2 separate regions of the Homo sapiens genome follow, and region 2 is linked to region 1. Evidence: read pairs that join two places in POLR2A ChIA-PET (ENCODE). Cell type or tissue: B cell. All regions are shown on one strand. Region 1 overlaps HOOK2 (hook microtubule tethering protein 2). Region 2 has its middle 19 kb from the start of LINC02926.

What was found. Peaks named below come from ENCODE experiments on the same cell type or tissue, not always from the same donor. Only the 100,000 strongest peaks of a DNase experiment are listed, where the experiment ranks them.
Region 2: POLR2A ChIA-PET joins it to region 1 with 6 read pairs; 2 of 35 experiments call an interaction of 5 or more read pairs at or near these places.

What each region holds. Positions count from the first base shown.
Region 1 is chr19:12,768,562-12,771,061 of GRCh38, reverse strand. HOOK2 (hook microtubule tethering protein 2) reads left to right here. Exons shown (of 23, transcript NM_013312.3): 10 at 1-130; 11 at 980-1,181. Among named protein-coding and RNA genes, the nearest start is that of HOOK2, 5.7 kb to the left of the region's middle. RefSeq lists an enhancer at 1-120 and a silencer at 1,079-1,308. In B cell, no CTCF peak of the experiment used is centred here; a DNase peak (open chromatin) is centred at 1,281.
Region 2 is chr19:12,569,687-12,572,186 of GRCh38, reverse strand. No RefSeq gene overlaps it. Among named protein-coding and RNA genes, the nearest start is that of LINC02926, 19 kb to the right of the region's middle. In B cell, no CTCF peak of the experiment used is centred here; no DNase peak of the experiment used is centred here; H3K27ac peaks cover 801 bases.

The DNA.
Region 1 (2,500 bases):
GCAGGGAGGATGAGCGCCTGCGCTGTGCCGAGCTGGAGAGGGAGGTTGCGGAGCTGCAGCACCGGAACCAGGCGCTGACTAGCCTGGCCCAGGAGGCACAGGCCCTGAAGGATGAGATGGATGAACTACGGTGAGTGGTGGGTTCCTGGGTCCCCATCACGGGGGGCGGGGGGTAAACCTGTTTCCAGAGTTCCCCTCTGATGCCATAGCAGCTCTGTAATTTTCATGTGCCCAGTGAACCCCCAATATGCCCCCTGGACTCCACAGTGCCACCCTGAGCCCTACAGAACGCCCAAGGCCACATTGCACTATCCTGAATTCCACCATATCCCCTGGACCCCACACTGCCCCCCCCTTATCCCACAGTATGCTTCCAAGACCCCATAGCATCCCTGTGGCCCCCCAAAACACAAGAACCTCCCCTACAATGCTCTGCAGATCCCACTGCACAGTTTGGGCTTCATAATGCCCCTGGATCCCATGGTACCTTCTAGGACTCCACAATGCAATTACTTTGCACCCCCTTTTGACTCTACTGTGCCTTCTGTAACCACAAAGGGCTCCACTGGGCCCCTATAGCATCTCTGTAATGCGAAGGTACTAGTGCACCCCCCAATTGCACTTCTAAGGACCCCGCAGTCCTCTTGTCCCATACCTCCCCCAATGACTCCAAGGTATCCTTGGCAGATGCTCAGACCTCTCTAGGCTCCCCATCACTCCCCCTATAACCCCACCCTCTGTGTCCCCACAATTCCACCCCAGGGGATACCTGATTATAACCCTGGGCTAACCATTGCTGTAATGACTCTCAACAGCTCCAGGCCCTGATTGACCCCTAACCCTCAACTTTCATGACCCCTTCACCTTGAACCCAAAAGCCTCAGGCTGAACAACACCCTGTGCTCCAAGGGCCACTCCACATCCCAGCTGACCCCTGATCAGAGCTCTCAGCCCTCCCCCTTCCCTCCCACTCCCCTAGGCAGTCTTCGGAGCGTGCTGGGCAGCTGGAGGCCACGCTGACCAGTTGCCGGCGCCGCTTGGGCGAGCTGAGGGAGCTGCGGCGGCAGGTGCGGCAGCTGGAGGAACGCAACGCCGGCCACGCCGAGCGCACGCGACAACTGGAGGATGAGCTACGCCGAGCGGGCTCCCTGCGCGCCCAGCTGGAGGCGCAGCGGCGGCAGGTGCGGCGGGGGCGGGGTTAGGGCCGGGGCCCCGCCCCTGGCAGCAAGTCTCTCACCGTTGGCCAGCCCTCCGCCCACCCCTGATCCCCTCCCTTATTTGTACGTAGGCCACGCTCTCCGGGCCTCTTCCCTCCACCCACGCTGCTCTTCTGTCTGGGTTAGTAAGCCCAGCCTTTCCCTTCCCTTAAGTACCGCTCCTCTAAATTCTTTGATGCCCGCCGCTTCACCATGCTGCTTGATTTCCTTGGGGCTACCTAACCATGTAACAAAACTCGTGGTAAATTGAAAATATCCTAAAATGCATAAAGGCCAGGCCTGGTATCCCAGCGCTTTGGGAGGCTGAGCCGGGAGGATCACTTGAGCCCAGGATTTCGAGGTTGTAGTGAGCTGTGGCTGCATCACTGCATTCCAGCCTGGGTGACAGGGTGAGACCCTGACTCAAACAAAAGAAAAAGACCGGGTGCGGTGGCTCGCGCCTGTAATCCCAGCACTTTGGGAGGCCAAGGCGGGCACCCCATAACTCCTTCTGTAACCCCACATCACTTGAGGCCAGGAGTTTGAGACCATCCTGGCCAACATAGCAAAACCCTGTCTCTACTTAAAAATAGAAAAATTAGTCTGGGCGTGGTGGCTCACTCCTGTAATCCCAGCACTTTGGGAGGCCGAGGCGGGTGGATCCCGAGGTCAGGAGATCGAGACCATCCTGGCTAACACGGTGAAACCCCATCTCTACTAAAAATACAAAAAATTAGCCGGGCGTGGTGGTGGGCGCCTGTAGTCCCAGCTACTCGGGAGGCTGAGGCAGGAGAATGGTGTGAACCCGGGAGGCGGAGCTTGCAGTGAGCCGAGATCGTGCTACTGCACTCCAGGCTGGGCGACAGAGCAAGACTCCGTCTCGAAAAAAAAAAAAAAAAAAATTAGCCGGGCTGGTGGCGCGCGCCTGTAATCCCAGCTACCCAGAAAGCTGAAGCACGAGAATAGCTTGAACCTGGGAGGTGGAAGTTGCAGTAAGCCAAGATCGCATCACTGCACTCCAGCCTGGTTGAGAGAGGGAGACTGTCTCAAAAGAAAAAAGTAAAAGATATTAAAAAAAGAAAAAGAAAAAGAGAGCTGGGCGTGGTGACTCATGCCTATAATCCCAGCACTTTGAGAGGTTGAGATGGGAGATCGCTTGAGGCCAGCAGTTCGAGAACACCCTGGTCAAGATAGCGAGATTCCATCTGTTTTCAAAAAATAAAAATTTTTAAATTTTTTTTAAAAAAGAAAATCCATTGAACATACTTTACCTACTGAGCATCACAGCCTAGCCTAGCCTACCT
Region 2 (2,500 bases), 200 kb after region 1:
CCAGGATTTCAAGACCAGCCTAGGCAACATAACAAGACTTCATCTCTGAGAAAAATGAGGTCATAAGATTAAAAAAAAGAAAAATCGGGTTGTCACGCGTGTCCGTGTGAAGAGACCACCAAACAGGCTTTGTGTGAGCAGTAAAGCTGTTTATTTCACCTGGGTGCAGGCAGGCTGAGTCCAGAAAGAGTCAGTGAAGGGAGATAGGGGTGGGGCTGTTTTATAGGATTTGGGTAGGTAGTGGAAAATTACAGTCAAAGGGGGTTGTTTTCTCGCGGGCAGGAGTGGGGGTCATAAGGTGCTCAGTGGAGGAGCTTCTGAGCCAAGAAAAGGAATTTCACAAGGTAATGTCAGTTAAGGCAGGAACCAGCTATTTTCACTTCTTTTGTGATTCTTCACTTGCTTCAGGCCATCTGGATGTATTCGTGCAGGCTTGGGCTCAGAGGCCTGACAGGGGTCAGTAGAAAAATAACTGGTTACAGGGAGTGACTTTCTCTAATCCCCCAAGGAAGAAACAGAACAAAGGTCAAGTTTAGTCTTCACTTCTTCCTTATCTAGGAGTCTGTGCCAGTGAATGGATCTGTTCAGCGGGGGTCCTCAGTGGGGTTCCAAGCCTCTGAAAGACAACTCCGGGATGTATGTTAAGATGTTATCCTGCCGGGCGTGGTGGCTCACGCCTGTAATCCCAGCACTTTGGGAGGCTGAGGCGGGCAGATCACGAGGTCAGGAGATCGAGACCATCCTGGCGAACACGGTGAAACCCCGTCTCTACTAAAAATACAAAAAATTAGCCAGGCGCGGTGGCGGGCGCCTGTAGTCCCAGCTACTCAGGAGGCTGAGGCAGGAGAATGGCGTGAACCCAGGAGGCAGAGCTTGCAGTGAGCCGAGATAGCGCCACTGCACTCTGGCCTGGGTGAAAGAGCAAGACTCCCTTTCAAAAAAAAAAAAGATCTTACCCTTAGTTTATATGGGGAAAGCAAACATATCTGGGCCTCTAACTTCCTGAGCTATTGTTTTAGATCTATTACCTTCTTGTTTAACAAGTTACTTATTTGCTTCTCATGGCTTCACTAGGTGCCTAGAATTTCCTTTAAACTCAGGATTTTTCTTTATTTCCATGCTTGGGGTCCACAGGCCGCTAATAAAAGGTGTCCCTACTGTCTTCATACCATAGCAATCTTCTTCCCGTTTCTTGTCATATAACCCCTAAAATTTTTTGAGTCTTAAAAGTGATAAGTGACATTTTGTATGCTAATGAGTTGACTGATGGCTTGGGCCTGCTGGATAGCCTCAGGATGGGGGGGCAGGTAGCAAAGGAAATAACCATGTGATTATAGGATTGGAACTTTCAGCTCCATTCCTTTGGACCTCCAGAGTGGGGAGATGGACTGAAGGTTAAGTTGATAAACAATGGGCAATAATGTAATCAGTCATGACTACATAATGATGACTCCATTCAACTTGAAAGGCCTGGGTCCGGGAGCTTCTGGGGAGCTGAACGTGTGGAGGTTCCTGAAAGGTGTCACACCTAGAGTCATACATCTCTTCCATCTGGCTGTTCACCTGTATCTTTTGTAATATTCTTTGTAATAAGTGGGTAAACAAAATTGGGCACAGTGGCATGAGCCTGTAGTCCCAGCTACTTGAGAGGCTGAGGTGGGAGGATCGCTTGAGCCCAGGAGTTCAAGACCAGTCTGGGCAACAAGGCAAGACCCCGTCTCAGAAAAAAAAAAGGGGGGTAAATTAAACTAATATGTTTCTCTGAGTTTTCTGAGCTGTTCTAGCAAATCGTACTAGTCAGGGTTCTCTAGAGGGAAAGACTAGTAGGATATCTGTATATATGAAAGGGAGTTTATTAGAATTGACTCACAGAATCACAAGGTAAAGTCCCACGATAGTCTGTAAGTTGAGGAGCAAGGAAGCCAGTGGTGGATCAGTCTAAATCCCAAAACCTCAAAAGTTAGGGAAGCCGACAGTGTAGCCTTCGGTCTGTGGCCAAAGGCCCGAGAGACCCTGGCAAATCACTGGTGTACGTCCAAGAATCCCAAAGCTGAAGAATTTGAAGTCTGATGTTTGAGGGCAGGAAGCATCCAGCACAGGAGAAAGATGAAGACGGGAAGACTCAACAAGTCAGCTCCTTGCATTTTCTTCTGCCTGCTTTATTCTAGCCACGCTGGCAGCTGATTAGATGGTGCCCACCCAAACTGAGGGTGGGTCTGCCTCCCCCAGTCCACTGACTCAAATGTTAATCTCCTTTGGCAACACCCTCACAGACACACCCAGGGACAGTATTTTGCATCCTTCAATCACGTTGACACTCAATATTAAATATCACACTAATTAAACTCAAGGAAGGGGTTTTCGGAACCCCAGTGTTTAAGTTGGTCCAGAAGTTCTAGAGGCCCTGGCTTGTGACTGGCATCTAAGATGAGGGACAGTCTTGTGGAACATTGTCCTTGATCTTTGGGATGTGATGCTATCTCCAGATAGATAGTATTGG